2 separate regions of the Homo sapiens genome follow, and region 1 is linked to region 2. A link is an interaction called in ENCODE POLR2A ChIA-PET data of the cell type or tissue named here. Cell type or tissue: PC-9. All regions are shown on one strand.

Region 1 (5,000 bases), 250 kb after region 2:
GCTGGAAAGGATGTACCCAAGAACAAAACAATATTATGAGGCAAAATTCTGATTTTATGGTCCCTCAATAGCAAGTCTCATACTGTTTCTGGCTTTTCTGCTTCTGTGATTTTGCCACATTACTTCCAAGGAGGAGGTCTGAATAATTAGTATGACTAGTCTTCTCAAGCACAGGCTCCCATATTTAGAATGGATTTGGCACCTGGCTGTGGCTGGCTGCTAATCAAACACGCCAGCAGGTGAGCGTGAAGAGCACCTGGCTTAAAGAAGCACTTCTGACGCGGGAGAGCATATTTTAAAGTGTCACTCAAAGCTGGATTCAATTACATGACAAGTTTGAAAAGAAATCATGTTACAAAATGAGAAAGCGATCTTTATGCTTAAAGATGCAGAAATCTTTGCAGATTACAGCTAACGACACACGTAGACACACACACAAAGACACCAATGAATTATTTCCCTCACCCCCTCACAGGGTATACAAAACAAATTCTTTGAGCGTGAACTATGGGGGTCTCTTTAGAAGAAAACTCCCCCTTTATCTGCTTGTAATAATCTGGCAGCTGACAAAAATGTTAGCAACATAACACAAGAGAGGAGCTAAAATCTAAAATAAACACCATTCAGAAAGGAAAATAGCAAAACCAATGTATAAGCAAAATTATGGTTACAAGAGTAACCATAATTACTCTCGTATTATAACTTTCTAACATAAAAGTGAACAAGCAGACATTATTTTGAGTTTTAAAAAAGAAGTTTGCAGAAATAAGATTCCTTTAGGGAAAACGTCGTCTAACCTAAAATCAGCCCAAAGGTGACTGGAAGAGGCAGTCAACATTCATTTTATTCTTGTGTGCCAAGTAAGAACTTCCCATTTACTTAACGGGGGAAGGAAGAGTAACGCTGTAGTGGTGTCTTCACATTTGCCCCTTCTCCCCAGAAAACTTTACCCAGGAATACTGGCTAATAGGAAACACAGGCCCATGAAGCCCTCACTTACATGTTTCGTTGTCTTCTTGAGTTTTGGGTCCCAAGTCTGGGAAGCATCAGAGCCAGGCAGCCGCCCTTGCTTACCACCATATCCACAACAGGCCAGCAATGAGATTGGCATGGGAGAGGAGGGCAGCCCAGAGGGAAGAGGAAGAGGCTCTTACTCACCACGCACTCAGAGCTGGCACTGGTTATAAAAACAATAGAACTCCCCCGTGTAGGTGCACCTCCCAGCCAACTTGCCTCACCACCAATTTGCAGCAATAGACCTTGCTGTGGGCATGAAAGGGAAGGGAGCTGGGATGTGGGGATGTGGAAGAAACCCCAAGCACTTTTTGGAGAAATATTCATTTCAGGGTGGCTTTTGTGAATCCAGAGGCTCTTCAGAGGCTATCTACCTCAACAGTAGGTAGCAGGGAGTGATACATGGGTTTATTAGGTACTCAGTAAGTGGCTGTGGATTGTTCCATTGGGGTTATTTAGAACATCCCCTTATAACTAGAGCTAGTCTACTGAGGGACACTAGCCAAAGATTGAGCAGTTGACTTGTGACTGCCTCAAGGGGACTGCCTTACCATGTCTGGGGGATAGCGATTCTCTCTCTCCCCAAAGCTCACTTCGGTATCTACACGGTTAAGGGCTTACTGGTCCGTAGGAGTTCTTGGTTGGTCTGTGTCATTCGAGACTGAATGCCCCTCCCTTCCCAAGAGGTTAGGTCACTTTTAGGGTTAGCAAAAGTTTTAGGGTCTTCAGAAGTAGTAAACAAATCACCTCTCTTGATCTGATCCGCATAGCACTCATTCCCTAGGGTCAGACTGCAGAGGTATCGGAGGAAGGAAAAGATAAGATGGGATCATTTCATTTCTATCTTGCTCTTGAATTTGCTTGAAAAATATTAGCTACCTTGCCTTATTCCTGAAGGCCATTTTAGAGCTTTGCAGATAAAGGCACAGGAAAAAATAAAAAGGAATGGTCTTCCTGGATGAATTATGCTATTTAAAGTTTTGAACCCATTTGGTCTGCTAGCTTTGTATGCCAGAAAATTAACCTTTAACTAGATCCTTTTGAAAGAATATTTTGACTAAAAAAGAAAACTTTTTGTAAAGACATGAGGTCTCACTCTTTCACTCAGGCATAATGCAGCAGTGTGATCATAGCTTACTACAGCCTTGAACTCCTAGGCGCAAGCGATCCTCCTGCCTCGCCTCCTGAGTAGCTAGAACTACAGATGTGCACCACCACATCTGGCTGATTTTTTTTTTGTTGAAACAGGGTCTTGCTATGCTGCTTACTCAAAATATTTTATATTTTTACTTTTAGTTTTAATTTTTTTGGGTACATAGTAGGTATATATAAACATATTTTTGATTTAATTCAATACTTATGTCAGAGGCAACCCATGCATTGGAAATAGCTAACACTAATCAACCAACCATCTAACATCTGTTATAAATATACAACATCAGATAATTCATTTCTGGATTTTCTACACATTTGGTGCTATTAAAAAATTAGGATGAACGAAAGCAGAGATGGAAGTCTCTATCTGTTGACTCATCTAACAGGTTTGGCAAAAGCTTTCTTTGACCTCTCCAAGAAGATAACCTCTTAGGTGTCCAGCTCATAGTCACCCCACCTAACCTCCAATCCCAGTTTGTGTTGGGTGGTGTTGACTACTTCCCCGGAGCTACCAAGATGCCACTCAGCACACGAATTGAGTCATTAAACCCTGCCAGACCTGACCTCTAGGAGGGGAAAGGTATTTTAGGAGAGGCACTGAGCCCAGTTCCCTTCATCCTCCCTCCCAAGGCACTCGCCCTGACTCAGAGACTGGAGTCCTTGGTTTTGGTTCATAATCCCCAGGCCTAGTGATGAGGGTGGTTTCCCCAGTGCAAGCAATTGAAAAGTTTCGACTGAACACATTCCCACAACTTCCAAAACTTGGATTCATTCTTAAAGCACACAGAGTTGCCATTCTGGGTAGAATTCTTTACCTTCACAGTTTGTTTCTCCTTCAGCAAGTCTCTCGTTGCCTGATGGAGCCAGTGATTGTGAAGTTACCACCAGCTTCTAAAGATCCTGAGCATAGCCTTCTTCTCAAAAAATTATAAAGGAAACACTGAATTTCACACAGGAAAAAAGAGAAAAGGAGCATGAATTATTCAGAGTAATCTTCCCTTTTGAGGCCTTTCTTTTCCCTGAATATAATGATTCTTCTAACATTCTCATTTTTACTACCACAGTTCCGTTCTTGATCATATTACCAGGGTGAGGCCAAGCCCTCAGTCTTCACATTTTCATTAGACCTAGAAAAACAACGGGAAACAGAGAGCCTGTGCCTATTGCATCTGCAAGAGTTTTGGTTCAACCTCTGTGGGTCCATCTTTTCTTGATACAGTGGGCTCATACAGAGAAGCACTGATATTTTCTTTCTTTGGAAAACCCCTGATTTCTTAAATAGGAGTATATATCATAGAAATATCTTTTCTCTCATCCAGGAATGAATTCAAAGGCTATAATTCTTGGACAATTACAGTAAGTCCTCAGTTAATGTCATTGGTAGGTTCTTAAAAACTACAACTTTAAGCAAAATGATTTCTAGTTAAACCAATTCTACCATAGGCTAATTGATAGAAACAAGAGTTAAATTCCTATGATGTATTTCTGGCCACAAAAACATCACCAAACTTCTAAATAACGACCAAAGAACTTCTAATATTAATCATTGAAATAAATGTGAACTATGTATGCATTTAAGAAAGATTAATAAAAACAAGTAAGATATTTATTTACCTACTTCTTCCAGTTCAGTGCTTTGGTTGGCCATGGCCTGTCTCAGCAGCTCAGGGTGAAAGGTGGTTACCAACCCTAGCCAGGATGTCATCCCATTACAGGGCGCACTCACACACAAACCCATGCTCATTCAGACTGGGACTCTGTAGACACGCCAACTCATCTAACATGCATATCCCTGGGATGTGGGGGAAAACAGAGTCCCTGGGGAAAACCCACACAGACATGGGAAGAAAGTGCAAATTCTACACAGATAGTGACCCCAGCTGGAAATCAATTTTTTTTCCTCATCAATTTATAGTGAAACAGTGTTGAACAAAACAATGTTATTTGAGGACCTGTGGTATAGGTAAATGAGACTGCTAGGCACATTAGGAAAAGTGATTTTAAATTACTAATAGTAGTAATTTCAGGGCTGAAGTAAAAGGCTGCTTCTGAGTCCTTAGCTATACTTTATGTGAAAGTGACTACACAGAAGGTTCATTAAATAATTACCAACTTCTTTCCCTTAGAGTTCCTAATGGTTGGAGTATTTATTAAACAAGTAGGGCTGTGTGTATGTCTTTCCATCATGAAGTCTGTCAAAAATTTTAAAATAGCTGGGTGTTTCTTGAAATATTTGTCACATGGCAATTAAAACAAAGTAATGAAGAACATCTTGAAATTTCAGAACTGCTACAGAAGAAAACAAGCTTTCAATAAAATAAAAGAGACATCAATCACACATTTTACCCATTTATGAAACATGCTCAGGACAAGGTACTCAGACGTGAAGAAGCATTCCCAGGAACCATCTTGGAGAACTGGACTTGGTAACATGAGAGCTGGGAAGTCCCAATTCTTGGTCATGAAGAGTCTACCACGAAGAGAATTGGTTTGGAAACCAGAAGGCTAACTTTTACATGAGGCACCAGGGCTAATGCCCACAGATTTCAGAGAGGACAATAATGGGTATTTCTGATGTTGAAATCCTAGGATTGATCTGACAGCACAAACCAAATGCCAGCAGTTTCCCTGGAGTTCTGCTGCGTGCTTTTGCCAACCCTGATGATCCAGAGGACCTCACATCTCAAGTGGCTCCTATGGTGAAGGAACTACGGAGTTTCTCTGAGCACCTAAGATTACTCTGCTTCAAGGAACTCATGAGTGTGTGGACAGAAAATATCTTTGAGGGATTCCCAGGAGTGACTCCAATGAAAGACCAAGAGAGTGAGTAC
Region 2 (5,000 bases):
GTCTAACAAAAAGAGAAGCAATTCGAGGAATTGATGAAGCACAATTAAAATCCTCTCTGGCTAGTAGCTCTCTGGCTTCTGTTCATTTGAAGAATAAATCTTGGCTGACAGTGGGAAGCACCAGGTTTGAAATCAGATGGCTTTATTTTTCTTTTTTTGGCATTTAAATCAGTGAAATAAAATTATTACTGGAGAGCACAGTTCGATTTAAGAGATTCCTCAGCCCTGTTCTCAAGTCTTCTTTTGAATTCCATGCATGGTGGTTAATGGGTAAAATGATTAATGCCTCCTTTGGGTCTTCTCACTGATCAGAGAAGCAGCTGGGTAAGATCCAGTTATGACTTGGACTCCATTCCTAAGAGGAATGACTGTCATTCAGGCCCTGCTTTTTTGTATCAACCCGAAGGGAACTTTCCAAATGTAAAAACCATGTGGCTCATTTACATAGTGACTGAAACCATCTTTCATGGAAACTCCCTGTGTAACAAACAGAATTATCGTTACTAGTTTTCAGAGGTTTGAATGGCCAACGTTTGTACTCATAAAAAGAGAGAAATGATTTCACTCTGGGGAAACAGTAAGGGTTAAGAGAATGCATCCTTACCAGGACTATCTAAGCCGCTAAATATAATTGTATTTGCACTAAACTTGTTGCCAATTAAGATTAAATATTAGCCTTTAAGTACTCTATATCTAACATGAAGTGCTCCTTTTTAATTGCTTTTGAAGAGACCGATAACTTGTGAGTTCATGGAGTGAGAAAATGGCTAGTCTATAAACGTCAGTAGAGCATCAAGATTTCAGAATAAGTTCAAAGAGGGCTGAAATACATGTTCAAGTGGAAATTGTTAATTTTTTATGGGAATGTTTTCATGAGATGTGACAATGATGCTGTATTTTAAGTCTTTTTGTGTTTCTTCTGGTTATTTGCCCCCATTAAAAGATCAATAGATCTTTATAATTTATTATACTTATGCTGATTACTGTTTTCTTCTTTACAAAATTATGTCTCAGCGAGTGCCAAATATTATTGTTTCTTTGATTTTTTACTTTATAATTTTGCTGAAATAAATACATCTCTTCTACTAGAAAAATAAGCATAATAAATAAATCTAAGAGCTTTTTTCCCAAAAGACCTATATAAGAGATGAAACTTTGTCAAATCAAAGCAAGAAAAATGGCAACCACAGATGGGACATAGTTTGAAGAGATAAAAAATTAAAAGAATACAATAGACATCTATGCAAATACTCTGGTAAACTAGTAAAAATTGTAAACTACTAGTAAGCTAGTGATATTTCATGGAAAAAATGTCAACTTTCTAAAAAAATCCAATGAATGCTTTTACTTTGTCATATTGTTATTACTACATCAATTTATTCAACAGATGTGTTTTGTGTAGTGCTGTGGGATTTATAAAGATGAGTGGGAGATGACCCCTCCTGTCTTGAAATTTAAAATCTGACAATATTACTGATTGCTTTATACCCTTTTTTTTTTTTTGAGACAGAGTCTCAAAAAAAGTTGAGGCTGGAAGTTGCCCAGACTAGAATGCAGTGGTGTGATCCTGGCTCACTGCAACCTTCGCCTCCCAGGTTCAAGCAATTCTTCTGCCTCAGCCTCCCGTGTAGCTGGGATTATAGGCAACCACCACCACTACTGGCTAATTTTTGTATTTTTAGTAGAGACGGGGTTTCACCATGTTGGCCAGGCTGGTCTCGAACTCCTGACCTAAAGTGATAAGTTGTATGTTTCAATATTCCCAAAGTGTTGGGATTACAGGTGTGAGCCACTGTGCCTGACCTGTACCCTATCTTGCTCCCATGATGTCTTTTAAAGCTGCATTATATCAGAAAATAAGCTTGTAAAATCAGGCAAAGAGAAAAGAAAGATGGTACCAGAAATGAGGACAAACAGCAGCAATGCAAGAAAAAATTTTCAAAAGTGTCCTAAGTACAAAATACATGCTCTGGAGAGAGCACTTGTTTCAGGAGAGAGAGGGAGAGGGAAAGGGAGAAAAAGAGAAAGAAACAGAGAGAGAGAAACAGAGAGAGAGAGATCCTTTCGGGCTGGGAAAATCAGGGAGGGCTTCGTAGAGGCCAGGAATCTTTTAATTGAATGATACTAACTTTCCCAAGAAACCAGCTCTGTTAGTCCTACCACATTCTTGACTTCTGCTTCAGTGTGTGATTTACATAGCACTAGTGTTGGCTGATTGTTCACTGGTTAGAACACAATCGTAAGTCTCAAGTTGATTCTTATGATGATTCATCATGTCCCTCATACCTGCGTCTGGTCAACTCTTTTACATGGTCAATATGCTATGTTGGGGAGGAGTCAGGGGAGAAGAGGGTGTAGAGAGCTGATTAAAACACACATCTGATCCTGACACCCTCTTACTCATCTTGTGAAGTCCAGGCCAGGAGGGCTGCCAGGACTAGCGTACTTTCCCAGCTTTCTGCCAGCCACTCCCTGCCATGAACCCTAAACTTCAGCTACAGCAGACCCATTGGGATGCTGGTGGCCCTAACCTCTCAGTTTCTGTCTTGTGCTGGATTTCTTTTACTTAGAAAACCCTTTTTGCTATTTTCCTGGTAATCTTATTCCTCAAAGGATAGCTCAAATGTCACAGCCTATATGAAGATTCCAGGACAAACACCTCCAAGCTGGAAGCTTTATAGCTCCTTCATCAGAATTCTTACAATACTGTGTACATAACTCATTTACAATTTTTGCCACATAGTATTCAAGTAAATTGTATGTCTCAATATTCCTGAAGATTTTGAACATCTGGAGATTAGTGAATATGTTTTCAATTCATCTAGATTTCCAGATATTTATGGAGCATCTGCTATGTGATAAAGACATAATTCCTGCCTTTAAGAGCTCATAGTCTACTGTGGAAGGAGATGTGAGGGTTGTGTCACTGAAAATTGCTTCTAGCACAGTGAGGTAAGTGCACAGATATGTGTGTGTGTCAAGACTCTGAGAATTCAGAGAAGGGGACGTTTGTGAAGCATTTTCTATGTGCCAGTCTCTTTGGTTATGCTGGAAATAAAACATTTAGTAGAATATACCTATTTCCTGCTCTGATTATGCTTTTCTGGATTGGGGAAGTCAGGAGGGAAAGAGGAAGTTAGATGAGCTTTGAAGGGTGAAGTGCAGGAAAGAGTTCTGGAAGAATATCCCAGGAGAGGGAAGGGACATGACCAAAACCACAGAGTGGTTTGGGGATACTGAGCCACATAGTGTGGCAGAAGTGAGGCAGTGTAGAAAGAGATGAAACTGGAAAGGTCATTTAGGACTAGGTTGAAAGAAGGGTCTTTTTGACCTCAGGAAATACAGGCATTTTCTAGGAAGCCAAGCATTGTGAAAACTCCTCCCAGAAAAACTTAGTGTTATTCCAAATCCAGGTGTTTTCCTGAAGTCTTAATTTGAAGACAAAAAATATTTCAAAGTATTAGATTAAATGTGCTTTAAGTTCCTCTTTCAAATTTTTCTTAGGTCTTCAGTGTTGTTAATGCTTATTTGCTAGCACATAGTGGTAAGCAACAAAGTAATTTAACAAATGGCAATTTCATTTTAAAACCAAACATTAGAAATTGTTGATAAGCTTAGCTCAACACTTTTTTTTTCATTTTAGCAGTTGTATGAAAGCTTGTATATAGATTCATTTATTCCTGTATCTTCTCAATTGTTTCTTTCTTGTATTTGCCCTTTTTCTTTCCTACTTGGCAAGATTTGGCTTTCTGTTCATGGATCTTTTTATGGTCTTTGTCCACTTTTAGCCTAGTGATAACCACTTTGCTGGGGTGAATGCCTACACGGACAGTTGTACCATTAGCCTTTTGCTGCTGCACCCATTCAGTGTAGATGACATCTTTCTTCCTGTAAACCTTGAGTACGTGGCCAATTTGCTGACCTTTACAATGTCCTTGCACAGTCTGAACATCATCCTTCCGGATGGTCATGGATCAAACGTCGTACTTCTGTCTTAGCTCTTTGGAAACGGGGGAAGACATAATCTTCTTCCAAATGTGTGAAAGCGCATTGAAATGCCTTTTGCAGTTCTTGCTTCGGTCTAGTCTTATCTTATGATATTAAAATTGCTTATACTTCAACATTTCAGTGTGCTACACATAGCATGCTATGAATTCCAGATGCCTTGATTCCTCTATACATTTTTGGGTTTTTTTGAGGCAGGGTCTCACTTGGTCACCCAGGCTAGACTGCAGTGTTGCCATCATAGCTCACTGTAACTTCAAACTCCTGGGCTCAAGAGATCCTCCCACCTTAGCCTCTTTAGTAGCTGGGACTATAGGTATACACCACCACACTCAGCTATGTTTTTTTTTTTTTTTAGAGACAAGGTCTCTCTGTTACCCAGGCTATGTTGCCCAGGCTGGGTCTCAAACTCCTGGCCTCAGATTCCCAAAGCACTGGGATTACGTGTGTGAGCCACCACACCTGGTACCCCGTACATGTTTTTTGTTGTTGTTGGGACAGGGTCTCCTGCTGTCACCCAGGCTGGAGTGCAGTGATGCAATCTCAGCTCACTGCAGTCTTGACCTCCCAGACTCAAGCCATCCTCCCACCTCAGCTTCTGGAGTAGCTGGAACTATAGGCGCACACCACCACACCCAGCTAATTTTTTTATTTTTTTGTAGAGATGAAGTCTCACTATGTTGCCCAGGCCGGTCATGAACTCCTGAGCTTAAGCAATCCTCCAGCCTCAGCCTCCCAAAGTGCTGGGATTACAGATATGAGCCATCATGCCCAGCTCCCCCTATACATTTTAAAAAATAACTTTACAATTCAATTCACCTATTTTAAATGTACAATTCAATGATTTTTAGTATAATCACACCTATGCAACTATAACCACATTAAGTTCCTGTATAAATCTGAGAGCCACTGATCCAGGCAATAGGAAGCCATTGAAGGTTTAATGCAGGGGAGTGACATATAAGATGGGGTGAAACAAAGATTCTTCTTGCTGC

What was found. ChIA-PET counts read pairs that join two places held together with the same protein. Peaks named below come from ENCODE experiments on the same cell type or tissue, not always from the same donor. Only the 100,000 strongest peaks of a DNase experiment are listed, where the experiment ranks them.
Region 1: POLR2A ChIA-PET joins it to region 2 with 6 read pairs; 1 of 35 experiments calls an interaction of 5 or more read pairs at or near these places.

What each region holds. Positions count from the first base shown.
Region 1 is chr4:76,635,643-76,640,642 of GRCh38, reverse strand. All of the region lies in intron 2 of SHROOM3 (shroom family member 3), which reads right to left. It overlaps LOC105377290 (a long non-coding RNA gene), which reads left to right. Exons shown (of 4, transcript XR_001741404.2): 3 at 4,454-4,992. Among named protein-coding and RNA genes, the nearest start is that of MIR548AH, 63 kb to the right of the region's middle. In PC-9, no CTCF peak of the experiment used is centred here; DNase peaks (open chromatin) are centred at 1,182 and 2,702; H3K4me3 peaks cover 1,890 bases; H3K27ac peaks cover 3,921 bases.
Region 2 is chr4:76,890,122-76,895,121 of GRCh38, reverse strand. SOWAHB (sosondowah ankyrin repeat domain family member B) reads left to right here. Exons shown (of 1, transcript NM_001029870.3): 1 at 1-970. It also overlaps the pseudogene RPL26P17. Among named protein-coding and RNA genes, the nearest start is that of SOWAHB, 5.5 kb to the left of the region's middle. RefSeq lists a silencer at 4,579-4,763. In PC-9, no CTCF peak of the experiment used is centred here; a DNase peak (open chromatin) is centred at 2,281; H3K4me3 peaks cover 567 bases; H3K27ac peaks cover 2,275 bases.